2 separate regions of the Homo sapiens genome follow, and region 2 is linked to region 1. A link is a contact called in ENCODE Hi-C or POLR2A ChIA-PET data. All regions are on one chromosome and are shown on one strand. The core of a region is the stretch at or near the end of the contact, and the rest is flanking DNA. Distances in the headings are between cores, read along the strand shown.

Evidence for each region. A loop is a pair of places that touch in the nucleus more often than their neighbours do. ChIA-PET counts read pairs that join two places held with the same protein, here RNA polymerase II (POLR2A). Pooled maps may share reads with other maps.
Region 2: a pooled map shows a loop between it and region 1 (2.2-fold over the local background). The contact joins two enhancer-like sites. A Hi-C loop is called at or near these places in 10 of 168 maps with a recorded cell type or tissue (HAP-1, MCF 10A, esophagus muscularis mucosa and 6 more) and 15 of 50 pooled maps. POLR2A ChIA-PET finds 5 or more read pairs at or near these places in 10 of 52 experiments (AG04449, GM12878, HEK293 and 7 more).

What each region holds. Positions count from the first base shown.
Region 1 is chr12:93,111,494-93,116,449 of GRCh38, forward strand. All of the region lies in intron 3 of LOC643339 (a long non-coding RNA gene), which reads right to left. Among named protein-coding and RNA genes, the nearest start is that of LINC02412, 60 kb to the right of the region's middle. Within about 2 kb of position 2,377, at least 3 of the 41 ENCODE cell types and tissues checked have a DNase peak (open chromatin) inside an H3K27ac peak, as active enhancers do.
Region 2 is chr12:93,387,894-93,392,849 of GRCh38, forward strand. All of the region lies in intron 1 of NUDT4 (nudix hydrolase 4), which reads left to right. Among named protein-coding and RNA genes, the nearest start is that of NUDT4, 12 kb to the left of the region's middle. Within about 2 kb of position 2,823, at least 2 of the 41 ENCODE cell types and tissues checked have a DNase peak (open chromatin) inside an H3K27ac peak, as active enhancers do.

The DNA.
Region 1 (4,956 bases), core at 1,127-3,626:
GCGCACTTCATGAGAGAAAGTACAGGACATGGTCACTGCCCGTAAGGCACTTATAGTCCTACTGGGGATAGATAAGTCCCTGAGGAATCAGTAAAAATACGTGTCTCTAACCCAAACTTGGTAATTGCCCAACAAGCAGTAAGAATTAAGGGGGCCAGGACAAGAGACAGAAGCTTCCATAAAGAGATTCTCCAATGAACTGGGCTTTGAAGGGTCTAGGCAGTGAATAGCAAAAGGGGAGAGTTTTCTGATAATGGCATCCTCTCACCTTCATGTAAGGGCTTATAGTATAAACTTCCTTTTCTTTAGAATGGCATTCAGTGCTGCAGGCAATAGAAAACCTGATTAACAGTGACTTCTCATATAGGGATTTTTGTTTGTCATGCACAACAAGTGTGGGAAAAAGAAGTTCAGGACTTCACAATAGCCAGATGATGTCATCAAGGAACCAGGTTCTTTCTGTCTTTCTCCTCTGCCATTCTACAAACATACCCCGATTCCTGGGGGTTTCATAATGCCAGGATGGCAGCTGTATTCATGAGTATTCTTGTGCATTCTCAAATAGGAAGAAGGAGGAGGTGAGCATGCTAGCACATCCTGTCCACTGAACTACTTTCCCATGATTTCCACCCATTGTACCCTCCTTACTCTCTTTGGCTAGAACTCAGTCATGCGTAGCTGCAGGGAAAGCTGGAGAAGCTAATGTTTCAGTTTTCTGAAACTCTGTAATATGGGCAAACAAGAAAAAAAGGGGGCTGTGAATGACTTTTACATAATCAATCCACAGTGTCGATCCCAACCCGCCCAGCACCGTCTCCCAGCACTTTCCCCAGCCACTCCTATGCACCAGCAAACAGAAGTCCTCTGCATTAGTCCATTTTCACACTGCTGATAAAAACATACCTGAAACTGGTTAATTTATAAAGAAAAAGAGGTTTAATGGACTCACAGTTCCATGTGGCTGGGGAGGCCTCACAATCATGGCGGAAGGCAAATGGCACATGTTACATGATGGCAGGCAAAAGAGCGTGTGCAGGGGAACTCCCCTTTATAAAACCATCAGATCTCATAAGACTTATTCATTATCATGAGAACAGCATGGGAAAGACCCACCCCTATGATTAAATTACCTCCCATTGGGTCCCTCCCATGACACGTGGAATTATGGGAGCTACAATTCAAAATAAGATTTGGGTGGGGACACAGCCAAACCATATCATCCTCATTCCAAGTGCACTTCAATCAATTGTTCTCTTGGCTCCCTTTTTTATTTTCATAATGTCCTCTTGCCTTCATGGACTGTTGAAATTCTTCCATGACTCTTCTCTGATCTCCCGTAGCTGGCATGACCCCTATCTTGTGTTAGGCCCCTTGGTCCTTCTGCTGCTGCCCCTGCTGTAGCACAAAGCACATTCTGATTTCATAGTTCCTCTACTAGAATGCAAACTCTTCAAGTCAGGGGTCATGCCCTGTCCAGTTTTCTACCCACCTTTAGAACCACATGCAGCTCCAGGATCATGCAGACATGAAGGAAATTGAGTGAGCTTCATGATTTAGCATGAGGAGGATGAGGAAAAGAAAGGTGGCACAAACAATTGGGGGACTGAAGGAGCTGTTGAGGAGGAAAGAAAAAGTCTCCTCTTCCCATTTAGGCCCTCTTCCAACTGGGCCTAAGAATTAAACTGATATATGACAGATTGACCGGAGAAAAGCATACAAGTTTAATTACAATTTTTACACATAAGCAGGGACCTTCACAAGAGAATGAAGGTCTGAAAAATTGACCAGACAGAAAGATTCTTGCTCTGTTTGCCCAGCCTGGAGTGCAGTGGTGTGAACACAGCTCACTGCAGCCCCAATCTCATGGTCTCAAGCAAACCTCCCATCTCAGCTTCCCAAGGTGCTGGGATAACAGCTGTGAGCCACCGTGCCTAGTGTTTTTGTGCCTTTTAGACAAAGAAACTATTAATTTGTGAAGAAATAACAAGACAAAAGGGTGTTGGCCAGGGACAGCAAATTGTGAGGAAGTGACTAAGATACATAGTAGAAAGAACCAGAGGAAAATAAGGGTTATTTTGGTAACTTTGTTTGTCCAGATCCATTTCAGCATTGATTCCCAGTGCCTGGTGATAAGAATGTTCCTCTCTCTCTCTGTCTCTTTCTCTCTTTTCTTCTCCACACCATGATTCTGTAAGGAATGTTCTTCTCTTGCTGGTTCAGGGTAGACACCTTTCTCATGGGAAATTTTATGGCCTGTTTAGGTTAAAAAAAAATGTGGAGGGGAGGGGTGGTCAGAAAGCCCTTCCTGCATCTGCTGTTTCTCAAGTGCCTTCAGCTCAAAGTCATCAATCTGCCAAAGTGGCCTATTTTGGGGTGGCATGTCCTGAGCTCCTTTAGAACAGATGACAGGCACAATGCTGGTGCCATCGTCAGCACCAGAACACTGCTGAGTTCTGTTTCAGACTTGTTGAGTGTGAGGTGATCATGGAATTCTCAAATAGAAATTTAAAACAGGCATCTACTTTCAGAAGAAAGGTCAGGATTTCTTTTTCTTTTTTTTCTTTTTTTTCTTTTTTTTTTGTTTGAGATGGAGTCTCGCTCTGTCACCCAGGTTGGAGTGCAGTGGTGCAATCTCAGCTCACTGCAAGCTCTGCCTCCCAGGTTCACGCCATTCTCCTGCCTCAGCCTCCCGAGTAGCGAAGACTACAGGTGCCCGCTACCATGCCAGGTTAATTTTTTTTTTTTTTTGTATTTTTAGTAGAGACAGGGTTTCACTGTGTTAGCCAGGATGGTCTCGATCTCCTGACCTCATGATCCGCCCCCCTTGGCCTCCCAAATTGCTAGGATTACAGGCGTGAGCCACCGCACCTGGCTGGTCAGGACTTCAATTGTAAGTTTGATACAAAGTGGAAAAGGCTGAAGATTTCATCCACAGTCTGAAAAGACCATATGAAAGAGGAAGGGGTGAGCTCCAAAGAACAAGCGTATGTCAAAAGTAGTGGTGGGCAAAGACTCAAATCTAATATCACTGAGGCTTCTGCCAGGCAGAGAGCAGTGGCCGTCTGCTCACCGCAGTGGCCAGTGTGTCTTTGTGAAGAGCAATGGAGGCCAGGATTGAGGTGAGTATTGTCAGTACCAACTCTAAATTTCAGATTAGCTGTGGATGGAGGCAGTAAATAAGCAAATGCGTTTGTCCAATTTCCTTACATTGCAAGTTGCAAAACCCACTTGAAGTTGGGTCGAGACCAGCTTAAGTAAAGCAGAATGTATTGGCTCATGAAAGAGCAGGATAGCTTTGGCTTCAGCCATGGCTGGATTCGGGGTCCAAGTAATGTCCTCAGGACTCTGTCTCTTTCCATCCATCTCTCATCTCTCTTCATTTTTGATTCTCTCTTAATGTTAGATTCATTGTCTCTCACTATGGATGGCTTTCCCCAGGTATCCAGGAAAGGTGACAGAAAGCAACTCTGGTCTATATCATCTTTACAATCTTGTGATCCAATACTGAAAAAAGAGCCTTTCTCTCTCTCTCTCCGCATTTAAACATCAAATCTCAAGGAAGAATCTGATTGGCTTTTCTAGGGTTTTCTGCCTCTTCCCATTCCAAAGGAATAGATTTATCTGATTGACTGAACTTAGATCACATGCTAACTTCTCTGGAAAGTGGGGGATTCCCCATAAAAAAGTAGTTCCATTAGCAGAAGAAGAGAAGAAGGCATTCTAGACAGAAAACAAAACAAAACAAAACAAAAAAACCAGAAGTCTTCTCTTAGAAGGACTGTTGCAAACAGGGTTTAATCATTTGGGTCCTGCTTCCTTGTCAGTGGATCCAGACGCATGGAGCTTATTGATAAGCACCTGTGGAGACGTGTTTGACTCGCACCCCTGCTGCTGCTGCGTGCTTGCCTGTTTAGCTAGAAGCCATTCTCTACCTTTCAGACGTATCCCCAGCAGAGGAACTGAATGGAGACTTAGGCCAGTCAGTCTCAAGGCTGGTTATTTTTAGTAACTGGATTCTGCCCTAGTTGCCTTATAATTACATCTGTTTTAGATTATATTTGGCTCCCCCCTCCGTGCCTTCCTGAGCTACATATTGGATTCCAACTCTGTATGCTATTTCTTCCAGGCCTAGAATATTATTTTCTTCTCTCCTGATATAATCCCCTTACCAAGATCCTATGGCTGGGTCTCCACTCTTTCTTTGAATGGCAGCTGTCTGTACTAGAGCTATCTGCAACTGGATCCTGAGCTCTACCCACTTGCCGAGACTTCTTCCTATCTCTACTGGTTGGACCACCCCTGCACCATCTCTGAAGGCTGGTTCAGTCTCTGAGTCCCACTCCACCCCGCACTGGCCAATCTCCAATTATGACAGCTGCTAACGTTCTTATAAAAACTTCCTTAGTCTCTAAATATAGAGGGTAATCAGACCACATGGAACAGAATTCATGGAAGCACCCAAACTGTGTTTATTGCGTTATAAACATTTGATCTTCTCTGCAGAACCATGAAGAAGTGGGAAGAATGCCCAGTTCCCCTACTTCTTTAGCACACTTTGCCACCTGGGCCCTGAAAGAGTTTGTACCACTGGCCAGGTGCAGTGGCTCACTCCTGTAATCCCAGCACTTTGGGAGGGCAAGGCAGGTAGATCACAAGATCAGGAGATTGAGACCACCCTGGCTAATATGGTGAAACCCCATCTCTACTAAAAATACAAAAAATTAGCCGGGCATGGTGGTGGGCGCCCGTAGTCCCAGCTACTCGGGACGCTAAGGCAGGAGAATGGCGTGAACCCAGGAGGCTGAGCTTGCAGTGAGCCGAGATCACACCACTAAACTCCAGCCTGGGTGACAGAGTGAAACTCCGTCTCAAAAAAAAAAAACAGTTTGTACTGCTGAATGGCAGTGTGTTAGAACCTTCATAAAACAGATCCTACTCTTTCTGCCTGAGCCTTTT
Region 2 (4,956 bases), core at 1,573-4,072, 280 kb after region 1:
GTCTATTCTCTTATCTGGAGTGTATCCCTCAGTTCTTGCTCACTCTTAGTCACTGCCTTCTCCCCACCACCACCCCCCCAGATGTGGCCTTGCCCTCATTTGAACACTCAAATGAACTATTCAAGATGAGTAGGCAAGTACTTAATGAAACAGACAGACTTTCAAATCTGTCACCATGACATCTGTGTGAGACCTCTTTTCATAAGCTAGTTGTTTAGATGGCCAGTCATTTCTATATCACAGATATTAAGTACCCATTTAAAGCGATCATTTTATGGAAAGATAATTTGAAGTTATTGGTCTGACCAAATTTATTCTTCCTGAGATGTCAAGGGACTCTTGGATGATAAGTTACTGGATTAGGCTAAATCGTTTGTCCACAATTTATAATGATATAGATTTATATAGATGTATGTGTTCTTGCAGTTTTTAGACACAAAATATTGAGCATTCTATGTGACTGTATTCCAACCCCACCTCCAAGAATATAAGCTCTTTGAGGGAAAGATGTATATTCAGTATCTTTTCATCACATACAATTCTTGTTGAGTATCACACAATTAGTAGATAAGGAACAAAATCAGCAACTTCTTTCTCCACAGTGCTTCTCTTTAAGGTGGAGAACTTGTGCTGAATTGTCACTTTTTGACAGGAGTCAGTCTGTTCTCTGTCCTTCTAGAGGCTGAAGATTGTAAAGACAAAAGTGAATGGATTTAGTTTGGATACCATGTGCATGATGCTTCTTTCCTGCTAGCCCATTTTCATGATTCTGATTTTCTTTCGAAAAGCATTTTAAAGTGGTAAGGTTTTGCATGAAAATTTAAGTGGATAAATAACTAACAGTTACATATTTTACCTGTTCTGAAAAGGATATACCATTAATTGGCTGTAGATGTCCAATATGTGACCCTTGAGATGAGCACTTGAAATATGACTGGACTAAGGAATTGAATTTTAAATTTTATTTAATCTTAAATTTAGCCATATGATGCTAGTGGTGACTGTGTTAGCTGTAGACCCTCAAAAGCATGAAAGGTTCAAAAGTAGCAGAGTTTAGGACAGACTGGAATTAATTGGCAGATCAAGGGCCCAGAGGAGCCCAATTCTATCTGCAGGTTTGTCAATTTAGATGAGTAGACAAGTGCTTAATGAAACATGCTGGATTTTAAAACTACCATCACCAAAAGTTGGATATTAGCACATCTGCCTTAAGCTAGTAGTTTAGATGTGAATCATTTCTGGACCATAGATAATTACTCATTTAAATTTATCGGCCTTTTTTTTGAAAGATACATTTGGCTGGGTGTGGTGGCTCATGCCTGTAATCCCAGCAGTTTGAGAGGCTGAGGCGGGCAGATCACCTGAGGTCTGGAGTTCAAGACCAGCCTGACCAGCATGGAGAAACCCCGTCTCTACTAAAAATACAAAATTAGCTGGGCGTGGTGGCGCATGTCTGTAATCCCAGCTACTTGGGAGGCTGAGGCAGGAGAATCGCTTGAACCGGGGAGGCGGAGGTTGCAGTGAGCCGAGATTCTTATATCATAAATTACTGGATTGTGCTAAATCACTTATCAAATTTATATACTATTTTCATGAGGCTTTCTAAAAAGTAATTTATGAAAGAGAGATGTTGAGACACAAGGGTTCCATATTACTCATTTTTGGAAGAAAAGTTTAGTCATGCTGATGTCTTGTAGATGCAGGATTGGTTTTAAATCTGAAGCATAGACCGGGCGCGGTGGCTGACACCTGTAACCCCAGCACTTTGGGAGGCCGAGGCAGGTGGATCACGAGGTCAGGAGTTCAAGACCAGCCTGGCCAAGATGGTGAAACCCCATCTCTACTAAAAGTACCAAAATGAGCTGGGCATGGTGGTGGGAGCCTGTAATCCCAGCTACTCGGGAGGCTGAGGGAGGGAATTGCTTGAACCAAGGAGGCGGAGGTTGCAGTGAGCCGAGATTGCACCACTAGACTCAAGTCTGAATGACAGAGCGAGACTCTGTCTCAAAAAAAAAAAAATCTGAAGCATAAAATGTTTCTTCAGAAAAGCAGACACATCTTATACTAATGGTTTTTCAACATTATTAATCTCCTGTAATTTAGCTCTGTCTTGGAGAACTGGAAACATCATAGTCAATGACCTAGATACATGAGACTTTGCATTTCATTTATTCAGGACTGCAACATTTTGAATATGGATGATTTTGAACTCCCTATTTACTATTTACTAAGTGATGATGTACTTTTCAGGCGGCTAGCCACCTGCGTTATGTCCCATTATTAACGTAATCCAGGAAGTTGCTTAGAGAGCATAGAATTGTGTAACAAGAATTTCATCTAGGCAATAGAAACCAGTTTATTCCTAACCCAAACCTAGTGACCAGAAAAAGAGGCCTGTAACTCTGCAGTCCGGACCAGTAGTTGCTGTTTACTTTTCCAGTGATGCGAGACAAACTCTTAACATTTTTATTTAACTTAAAAACTAACATTCACTTGCCAGTCTTGATAGAGGGCCAGTGCCTTTGGTTGCCATAGATCCTCTGTAAGCCTCCAATTTTGAATAAAATACAAAGGTTTTGAAATCTGATTTGTAGTTTCTCTGTTGAAAGTAGAATTTGAACTTAGAGACCCTTGCATGCACTTTTGGATTTTTAATTTTCTTTTTCTAATTTTCTATAAAGTCTCATCTGGGTATAATTTGATAATGTAATAACCCCCCCTCCCTTTTTTTGAGACAGTCTCATTCTGTCGCCCAGGCTGGAGTGCAGTGGCATGATCACAGCTCACTGTAACCTCGACCTCCTGGGCTCAGGTGATCCCTTCCACCACAGCCTCCTGAGTAGCTGGTATTATGGGCACATGTCACCATGCATGGCTGATTTCTGTATTTTTTTGTAGAGGGAGTTTTGCTGTGTTGCCCAGGCTGTTCTCACACCTGCCCGCCTTGGCCTCCCAAAGTGCTGGGATGGGATTACAGGCGTGAGCCACCATGCCTGGCCTGGAATGCTGCTTTTCTAAGAGGAGGTTCTATGCCTAAATAGATACTCTCTTTTAACTCAGCATTTTGGGGGCTTGAGAGAAGGGTGGGAGTTGCTGAATTGTCAGCTTGAAACTTTCCAGTTTGGAAAAGTTCCTGGTAACTTAGTCAAATGAGAGAGGACTCCTGTGCTGGCTGAGAACTCTTAAAGGCCAGCAGCTCCTGGCAGCAGGGAGGGAGCAGGGCAGATAGAAGTGCTGGCATGCATTTAAAAGAAAAAAAAATCAGTCATGGCTCTTGCCTGTAATCCCAGTTGGGAGGCCAAGGTGAGAAGATCACTTGAGCCCATGGTTTTGAGACCTGTCTAGGCAACATGGCAAGACCCCACCTCTACAAAATAATACGAAAATCAGACTGGGCATGGTGGCTTACTCCTGTAATCCCAGCACTTTGGGAGGCCAAGGCAGGCAGATCACTTGAAGTCAGGAGTTTGAGATCAGTCTGGCCAACGTGGCGAAACCCCATCTCTACTCAAAATACAAAAATTAGCTGGTCTTGGTGGGAGGTGCCTGTAATCCCAGCTACTTTGGAGGCTGAGGTGGGAGAATCACTTGAACCCGGGAGGCAGAGGTTGCTGTGAGCCAAGACCATGCCACTGCCCTCCAGCCTGGATGATAGGACGAGACTCCATTTCAAAAAAAAAAAAAAGTACAAAAATTAGCCAGGCCTGGTGGTGGGTGCCTGTACTCCCAACTGCTCGGGAAGCTGGAGTGAGAGGATCACTTGAGCCCGGGAAGTGAAGGCTGCAGTCAGCAGAGATTGTGTCACTGCACTCCAACGTGGATGTCCAAGTGAGACCCTGTCTTAGTTATCATCATCATCTCTATGCACACTGGGAATTAAACTTCGTGATAAACCCTATGTGTTTTCGAGGGAGAACTGTTTAAATTTACTTGAAGGTAGTATACTAAGATAATTTTGTGGACACTTTTGTTCAAATTGACTTATTTATTTTTATTTTTTATTTTTTTGAGACAGAGTCTCACTCCATTGCCCAGGCTGAAGTGCAGTGGTGCAGTCTCGGCTCACTGCAACCTTCGCTTCCTGAATTCAAGCAATTCTTGTGCCTCAGCCTCCTGAGTAGCTGGGACTACAGGAATGTGCTACCACACCCAGCTAATTTTTGTATTTTTAGTAGAGATAGGGTTTCACCATGTTGGCCAGGTTGGTCTTGAACCCCTGACCTCAGATGTCCACCCACTTCAGCCTCCCAAAGTGCTGGGATTATAGGCATGAGCCACCACGCTCACCTTGAGTTGATTTTAACTTAAGTGAAGTTCAACCTAAGCTAGCCCACAAATATTCCTTTGTTTCCCCCCCCCCCTTTTTTTTTTCCTTTTTTTGAGACAGAATCTAGCTCTGTTGCCCAGGCTGGAGTGTAGTGGCATGATCTCGGCTCACTGCAACCTCCGCCTCCCAGGTTCAAGTGATTCTCCTGCCACAGCCTCCTAAGTAGCTGGGATTACAGGTGCCTTCCACCACGCCCGGCTAATTTTTTGTATTTTTAGTAGAGATGGGGTTTCACCATGTTGGCCAGGCTGGTCTTGAACTCCTGACCTCAGGTGATCTGCCCACCTCAGCCTCCCAAAGTGCTAGGATTACAGGCATGAGCCACTGCGCCCGGCCAGATATTCATTTAAAAGATGGGTATGTAATACCTGTTACCTGTTAAATAAAATCTAGGATACTTGTCTAAGGTAATAGGGTATTTTTGTAACAATTTGTAGATTTCAGTCTTTTTTTTTTTTTTTTTTCCCCCGAGATGGAGTCTTGCTCTGTTGCCCAGGCTGGAGTGCAGTGGTGCAATCTCTGCTCACTGCTCACTGCAACCTCCGCCTCCCAGGTTCAAGTGATTCTCATGCCTCAGTCTCCCGATTAGCTGGGATTACAGGCATGCACCACCACACCTGGCTAATTTT